Regions from separate parts of the Homo sapiens genome. Here region 1 is linked to region 2. A link is a loop called in an ENCODE intact Hi-C map of the cell type or tissue named here. Cell type or tissue: GM12878. All regions are shown on one strand. Each heading gives the region's core, and the rest is flanking DNA. Links, peaks and the distances in the headings are about the cores only. Region 1 has its middle 27 kb from the start of THBS1. Region 2 overlaps LOC105370777 (a long non-coding RNA gene).

What was found. Hi-C counts contacts between places; a loop is a spot of excess contacts. Peaks named below come from ENCODE experiments on the same cell type or tissue, not always from the same donor. Only the 100,000 strongest peaks of a DNase experiment are listed, where the experiment ranks them.
Region 1: a loop joins it to region 2, with 2.5 times the contacts of the local background. A loop is called at or near these places in 1 of 110 quality-filtered maps.

Annotation. Positions count from the first base shown.
Region 1 is chr15:39,551,937-39,556,330 of GRCh38, forward strand. No RefSeq gene overlaps it. Among named protein-coding and RNA genes, the nearest start is that of THBS1, 27 kb to the right of the region's middle. In GM12878, for the core only: no CTCF peak of the experiment used is centred there; DNase peaks (open chromatin) are centred at 2,245 and 2,517.
Region 2 is chr15:39,410,038-39,414,431 of GRCh38, forward strand. All of the region lies in intron 1 of LOC105370777 (a long non-coding RNA gene), which reads right to left. Among named protein-coding and RNA genes, the nearest start is that of LINC02915, 160 kb to the left of the region's middle. In GM12878, for the core only: no CTCF peak of the experiment used is centred there; DNase peaks (open chromatin) are centred at 1,804 and 3,731.

The sequences.
Region 1 (4,394 bases), core at 247-4,246, 140 kb after region 2:
ACAAAGGGACCCCAAAATGACTTCATGGTTAAAAGAAAAACATAACAGTGAAAAAATAAAGGCATTATAATGAACTCTTCTCCATACTCTCTAGAGCCCTGGGGAAATCTCTTTGATGTAGAATCACTGAATGAAGAAAAGCCCATGTGAAACCAGAACACTTGGGTTTATCCAACAGATATTTTTAAAGCACTTGCTATGTATCAGGCACTGTGCTAGATACTGAAGATACATAGACCTGGACACTGCCCTCATGGAAATTATACTCTAGCAACTCAGATTTATCAGTCCCACAACACTGGGTAGACCGCACAACAATATCAGGCACAGTAGTGCCGTGAGCTTATCCATCCCGTACATGTTCCCAGGAGTGCTAAGAAAGGGAAATAGCAGCCAGAAACATCCTATGAAAAGATTACCTGGAACGACTCAAGAAAATCTGCCCAGGTGCATCTGTTTACCTCTCCTCCTCTGCCAAGCAGGAGAACAATATTGAATTGGAGAACACATATGTTAATAACTCCAAAGAGAGGCTAGTATCTCAGCTTGAGCACCAGCTCCCTGGATGCTACTATAGTTCTGGGCAAAACTGCAAAGCAGCCAAAGTTGGTCTTGCAACCATCCCAACTTTAGCCCATTATCAATCTCCCAGACATCACATGCACATAGCCTACCCTAAATCTGCCCCAAATCCTTCAATCAGCCTAGACATGCCTCTAGACTAGTGTCTGGTTTAAAATGTAAATGAGGTTTAACCTTACCAGGGATGCCTCAACATCCCCTGGCAGACCTTCCACCCAGACAGGAAGAGGTGGCATAATGGAGCAAGCATGGGTTTGGGGCCAGAAAGACCTGGTTTTCTACCCCAGTTTCACAACTTACTATTTTGTGACCACAAGCAAGTTACTTAACCTCGATTAAGCCTCAATGTTCTTGGCCACAAAATGCAGATAATAATGTCTGCCCAAATATATTTCGGGAAGATTAAATACAAACAAGTTCTTCATTTCTTATCCTATCCTTCCTCATCTCATAAGGGGAACCAATAAAGCTCAGCAAAAACACAAAAAAGACATTGATTTTATTTATTTATAGGCATTGGCAGAAACCCCATCATGAACAGGGAAACCCTTTGGAATTCTGCTGCAATTGATTGCCTTGGCTGGGAGATGTGAGGTTCCTGGAGCAATGTGAAGAAATCCAGGGGATCGCCTGGGCAGGACCCAGGCCTCTAGGCAAAATGTGTGGAACAAGCCATCGGTTTTATAATCCTCCTAAGAAAGATCATGAAAAGCAAAGTGCATTCTTAATTATTTCAAAGAGCTCTGGATTCTATATAATCTGTCCTGGAAATAATGAAGAGAAGAAAGACAAAACTTGGCTTTATTTACAGAGGTGACGTTACAGGGATTCACCATCTATTATTACCTGGCAATACCTTAGGGCTGGCCTCCACCACTGCTTTTTATGAAGAGTAAAGTACACGTGAAGTCTGTTGTTCAAGGCCCTGACCCACATCCAACCTGGACTCCCACCACTCTCTCTCAGGCATTCTGGGCTAAGCTGTAACTCAGCCGTGTCTTCCCTACACTAGCGACAGTCTTCTGCTTCATCCTGCCCTTCTCTCCACCTACCAAGCCCTCCTTTCATGTCTTCCCATCAACCTTCTCCATATAGCCAAGCCCCTGCTCAAATGGACCCTCTCCATCAGGGAGAGGTAACAGAAGCTAGAACCCAGGCTCAGGGTCCATAGACCAGGCCCCAGGGCCTACTGGGGCCAGTCAGTATGGTGGTCTCGATACCACAGACCTGGGACTCAGTCCATAATGTGGCTATCAACCAGGGTGCCCTTAGAATTAACTCAGGAGCTTTTAGAAACATATAAATGCTCATATCCCCACCCCAAACCTTCTAAATCAATATTCCATAGGGGATAAGAAAGGTATCTGGGTATCTGAATTTTTTAAAGACTCCACCCTGGATTCTAATGCACGGCCTCAGCTGAAAACCATGGCTCACAGATAGGAACTCCTCTATAAAAAGGAAACTAGATACTATGCCATGACTTCATAGACTCTACAAATAGAGCTGATGGAAAATAATACAAAAAACAGTAATTGGACAACCTGAACATTTACAAATCAAAGGGGCCAGGTGATAAGTAGTTTGGGGTGTTCAAAGATCTGAGTAAGAAACCAGTGAAAAGTTTCATTATTTCTCACAACTTACTGGGAAGCAGATGGGTGGAGGGGAGTGGAAACTGAAAATGTCTGGACATTTGTTCTGAAACTAACCAGCACCTGTAAATCTGTAATTAGCAAAGTAAGGATAGTTGTGGCTAAAAATATAGTTTGTAAATGTATCAAGGACAGTGGAATGTCTCAAGCAATAAGCAAAACGGCTTTCTTAAGGACAAAAAAATCCAAAACAACATGATATCTTGTTTTGGAAAGGGTAACCATATGAGAAGACAAAAGAAACACAGCAGCTGCTGTGTTTGGGGCTTGAGTTGCAGCATTTCATACAACAGCTCATGAAATTTTAATTGCTGACATTTAAAGGTTCAAATTGGCAGGGAGAGCAAGTCACATGGGTTGAACACTAACAAAAGATTACGAAGGAAAGGTGAGGCTCTGTGGCACATCTCCAGCAAGAAGAGGTGCTTAGCAGGGTGCCCTGGGGTCAGTGCTTGCTCACTCCAGATTGGATTCTGCATTCTAATTAACAATGTGGAAGAGAGAACAAAAGACCCCTGAAAGATACCAGAAGAAGACTTGCAAAGGGGGATGAGGGCAACCCCCAGAGAGAAGAGCAAAATGAGACAGGTGAGCCCACAAGGCTTAATCTATAGGAAAAAACAGCAGACAGCTGAGACTACTTACAAAAAGGCAAACTAGCTCATTGGAGGAAAATTCACTAGAACCCCTTATATTTTAGAAACAAAAGGACACAGACCACAAAAATGTCTCAACTATCAACATGGGTAAGAGTGTCCAGCACCCTGGAGAGGAGGTCAGGCTGTACAGGAGGCAGCCAACCCACCTTCAGATCAGGATCAGCAGAGGCATTGCCAAGACAAAGTACATTCAGAATACTAATTAATATCTATCAATGGTTTCTCTCTAGAAAAAAAAATGAAATGCCACAGGGAATGTCTATTAACCAAATAATCCACTTGAAGATCTTTTTGCCCAACTGCTGTCATAATTTGGTTTCTCTTTCTAATTTCAGGTTAAGTTCACACTACTGTCATAATTTGATCAGCATGTGCAAACAGCCAAAACCAGAAACACATCCATACCTCTACAGCAGCCTAATCTAAGAAGAAAAAGGAGAGGTTGGGTTGGTGGTCAAAGGGAGAAAGGAATTTTCATTCCCTGTATCTGCCCCTGGGCTAATAACAGCCACCATGAGCTGAGTGCCTGGTAAGAGTCAAGCCCTGTATGAGGCACATCATTCGTATTGCTCACTTTAACTGCAATGGCAGAGTTGTGAGGCAGTTATTAGACTTATGACTTGGAGAAACTGAGCAACTTCCATACACATCTAGCAAATGCAATTGTCTGGATTTGAACTTGTGTCCCTCGGACTTCTCAATCTATGCTCTTTCCCTGCATTGTTCAGTCAGCCCCTGTTCTCTTTAAGAGGGTTTTCTCCCCAGTTCCCCCAGCTCCCCACTGCCCTCTATTCTGCCTCTGTGCCTGAGAGGCCTTGAGAGCCTTGAGAGCATCACTGGACAGCCCTGGCATACAGACCCTTTCACTGGGGCCCGGCCAATAAGCAAGCTTTTCTTTTACACAGAAATGTTTGTGGCAGTCTCCACCAATCTCACTGTCCCACTAGCTCCCTGTGGAGTCAGGAAGGGCAAAGATCCCCTTCTTCTGGGTGTGATCCTACTCCTTGGAAATGCTTCACGTAGAATTCTATGGATTCCAACTGCTGGTGAGTCAATCTCTGCCCCCCCTGGATTAAGAATCAGGTAGAAGGAATTGAAAAGGAGCTCTGCAGCCAGCAAGCATTTAAAAGGCCATAGAGAAAAATGCAGGACCGCTTGAGAAGGGCAGATAGCAGAGCAGCTAGGAGTGCCCCTGCTGGAGCTAGAGTGTGAGGGTGTAAATCCTGGCCCCAGCATGTTCTATGTGCACTTGGGCAACCTGCCCAACCTCGCTCAGCCTTTCTTTTCATATCAGCAAAATAGGTTGTAGTGAGCAACAGGGTAAAGCACTTAGTAATGCTCAATGGATGCTAGAGAAACAAAAACGGAGCAGAGGCAAAGATTCCAGAAGCCTCAGGATGAACTTTCGGCATCCCTAGATGGAGAACTTTCATATACTTAGTCTCCCTTGTTCACTTCTCCAGGGACTAGTCCTTGCTTCTCTTGTCTTGTGTAGACT
Region 2 (4,394 bases), core at 191-4,190:
GAGATCTCACAGCCTACGCAAATGGCACAAGCTATGTTCTCTAATGTGTTTCTCAATTTTGGCAAGTATATGGATGTCTTATGGATATGGTCATCAAAAAGTCATTGTTAATATGACACTAGAATCCTGTGACTACAACAACTCTAGCAACAAATTTTCTTCAGAATAATATCTCTGACTGGTTTATGGCAAGTGATTGGTTTATGACTGCTAAGTCCATCCTGATATGAGCTTAGAAGATGTTTTCCATATTGGTCTTGAAGAAACTTATACTTTCATCAGCAGGGGCCAGGACCTGAAGCTCCTCCAAGATTTTCCCAGTATCACCAGATTCCTAGGTCTATGACTCAGTTACAACATGTTCAATAAATATTGACTACGTGCACATGATTTTCCTATTGCTGTGCTCTCTGCAATGAGGAATGGCAATAAATGAAAACACAGTACCCCATCTGGAAGGAAATGAAATATCATGGATTTGGAGCCATGTGTTAATTATTGCTAACCTTCTCTGGAGTCCCTAGGTTAAGAGGACACTCCAAAGCCTCACAGTGCCCTGGAGCTATCATAGATAGTAACTACGATTCTCAAGTATCTTTTAGGCCCCAGTGCTCCGACCCCAATCGCACAATCCATTTGTATTGGCTCCCATTCCAGTAGGTGCAAAGCTACCTCATTCAAGTTCTTCCCTGCAGATTTCTCCTTTCAAGATGGTTGATTTATCCAGAAGTACAATCTAGCTTTTTCTAGTAAACTATAGGGCAAATAGTATTGTCGCACACTTCTGAGTTGGAAGTGATAAAACCGGAAAGATACAACAGAATAATTGAACGCCTCTTCTTGTATCCCAGCACCACCGGGTCTTCCTCAGCCTATTCCTGGACAGTTTAAACCTCAAGCAAAGGCTTTCTGTGCTCTGACACTCCAGGCTCACTTCTCCTCACGACCTTTAACTTGCTGCTCCCCTGTGCCTGGGGTGCTCCCCCAAAAAACGGCTGTGGCATTCCTTTCCGCACTGCATTCAGATGGCTGCTTAAATACCACCTTTTCAGAAATGCTCCCCTTGGCCACCCTACCTAAAAGATTAAAATCTCACTATCATCCTGACTCCTCTATCTTATTTTTTATCATTTTTAACCCCTTGAAAAAACGTATTTCTCTATTTTCTGTCTCCTCCCAGGTTACACTTGAATGTAACCTCCCTGGCAAGGGGAACTTTGTTTTCTGCAACTGCCCAGTTTCCCAGACCTAGGAAGTACTTCACTGACATATTTCGAGTTAAAACAAAAAAAGAAAACAATGGGTAAGACAGACTTATTTGCTTTTGAGTGCAGAGATCAATTGTCTGAGCAGGGAGGCAAACTTATCTTTAAAAGCTGGCTCTACCTACTAGATTATTCAGGTGGTGTTTTCTTTTTGCCCTGGCATCTTGTACCTTGCTTCTCACTTCCAGGACATATTTAGCCCAGAGCCTCAGGAAGGATTTGGAGAGGGCTTATTACAGGCTAAGATTTAGACCTATGCACATACCCAGACTCAAGATCAGACTTGCGTTAAAACCACAGACACAGAGCAGCCATTGACTCTACCACAATCAAAGTTTGATCATAACATAGAAATGGGAGATTAACTAAGAGGAAGCCAATTAGCCAGGACACTCAACCTCTTGGACCACAGCTGATTTTGAAAGTTAAATGTTTGATGGAATCTTGCTTCCTCATTCTCAATGACCTAAAGCAGAGGCACAGGGAGGTGAAATGGTTTGCCCAACATCCCACAGTGTATCAGCAAAAGCGATGGGCTTGGAAACCACCAGGTTTCCATTTCCTGTCTATGACCACACTAAGAGTGAGAATCCTCAAGAGGCATGCAGAGTAAGCTCAAGCACTGATGGTAAGGTAGGAGGAAGGAATCACACACACAAACTCACACTTTCTCTCATTCTCTCTCTCACACACACACCCCACATACTACTGATAAATGTGGGCTTCATTAAGTTGCCCTTCCCAAGTTGTCTATAAAATTGCATAAATATCAAATCTTTTCCTTGAAAATTTCCTGGATGAATGTGTTCTTTCCTCTATAAACTTGCTGAAGGCTTAGCTATTTCTCTAATCTTTGAGTATATCATTTCAGTTCTTGCCAGCATGAAACTATCTCGAGGGAGCACTGAAAGGAGCTAAGTCTCTTGCATTTCAACTTTCCACAATCCAAAGTCAACCCAGATTATTACAAGTTTTCTCACATCCTTCACTTCCCCCAGAGAGAACTATCTTTTGAGGAACCTATTTCATCTATGACAAATAAATGATCTGAAGTTTTATAACGCCCCTCAAAGAGCAAGTTTAGGCTTTGAGCACTTCAACAATCAGAAGAATAAAACAACCTAACAAGAGATGCAAAAGACCTGGAAACAAGTGGCAAAGGCAGATTAATAATATAATTTCTACCATCTTATTTCTTTTTGTCCTTTCTCTCACTACCTGGTTAATCTCTTATTAATAGTTCTCCATCAAATATCTCCCCTCGCCCTTTCAATATCTTCAAACTCCAATCTGATGCACAAAGCTAACAGTATAATCCTTCAGCTGATATTGGTGGACCCTTTACATCCAGTTATAATCAGTACTCCTCACTGTGATAGTTAAGGATCCTCACAGTCTGGGCCCACTCTATTGTGGTGGTCCCTAAGAGGAAGGGGAGGTGCATTGTGCCTGCATCCAGGGTACATTTTTGTCATGACTCCAGGTATGCTAGTGGTATTGGCAGTATCTAATAAATAAAGAGCAGAGATGCTGCTAAATATCCTACAATGCATGAGACAGCCCCCTGCCACAAAGAATTGACCAGTCTCAGTACTGCTGAGGCTAAGGAATCCTGTTCTGCAGGCTTCGCTCCACTCCTTTGTGGTTGTGTAGTTTTGTTTTGTTTTGTTTTTTCGATTGACTCTTTAATAGATGATTTGCAATCCCCTATACCTAGACATTGTTTATGAGTTCAAACCCTTGGACATCATCCTTGCCCCTCTTCTACCTGGAAGCCTTAGACCCTTTCTTTAGCTGGCAGACCCCTGCCTTTACTTTAAGGCCCATCTTCTCCTTGAAAGCTTCCTGGATGGATGTGCTCCTTGCTTTCTAAATTTACTGAGTGCTTTGCTAGTCCTCTCTTATGACATTTATCACCATTATCTGGAATTACGTACTACAGGCTCTAAGAAAGTAAAACTCTTGTTTGTTCAAGGTTATATGGCCAGTACCTTCGAAGAGTGGAATATAGCAAGTGCTAACGAATACTTGTTGATCAAATGAGGATTTATCTGTGATGTAAACTCACAACTCTCCTATCAAAGTTCCCTGGAACTGGAAACATCTTTAGCTCTTCTCTGAATCATGTATCACTTCTTCCTAGAAGGTGCTTAATGAACAATGCTTATATGTCTAAATATTTAAATGAATACACATAGAGTATAATAGAAATATTAAGTAAATATGTAAATACAAAAATACATATATTACATATTAAGTAAATACACAAATAAGGCTTGGCCTGTAGAAATTCAAGTCCTAGGCAACAGTTCACCCATCTCAATTTTCAATTACTTCTAAGAATCATGTCACAAGTATGTTTCAATGTCTGACAGTTCCTCATTTTTAAAAAGAACACCAAAATGAGCATTTAAATGTTAATTGCTCATCTGGAGAGCACATGAAACAGAAAACACGCAAAGACAGGATGTGTTGCTAGTTGTGCCTGAGTAGAAACTAATATACTGCCCTGAAACACTGACTTCAGCTTCTAGTGACACATCACAAACCTGTTGCAACACAAAGTGCAGGCTAAACATAACCAAATTATAATGACAATATTTAAGAATAGAGAGAATTGACTGGGAGACAACAGTAAACTTGGGGCCCTAGTGGAAATTCAACTTTACAGCTAATTTTTATCTAATGTGCTGCAGTTTGTCAAAATTTTCTTGTAGCCCGTATTCAGTGAAGATGGAGAAGAGCCCCAATTCTGGGGAATAAGTCTATATATTTTTGTATAGCAATTCATACTCCCTCATCTTTTTTGCCAGACACACTGATTCCTTCATTTTTATCTTTTATCATAGGTGTTGTTTTCTGCTTTATAGTCATCCTTCCATATAATTCCTAATATTTTCACAAATTGCATACATAGAGAAACAAACAGCATTTTAATTAGCACTCACCTTGCTAAGCCCGTTACATGCATTATCTCATTTAATTCTTAAGAGAGCCCTAAAACACAGGTATGATTATTATTCCGTGTTCACATTAGGAAATTGAGGCTTGGAAAATTTAAGGAACTTGCCCCATGTCACACAGCTTAAATGACTCAGAGGTTTTGTATGCTGCGAGCGGCTTCTGTGA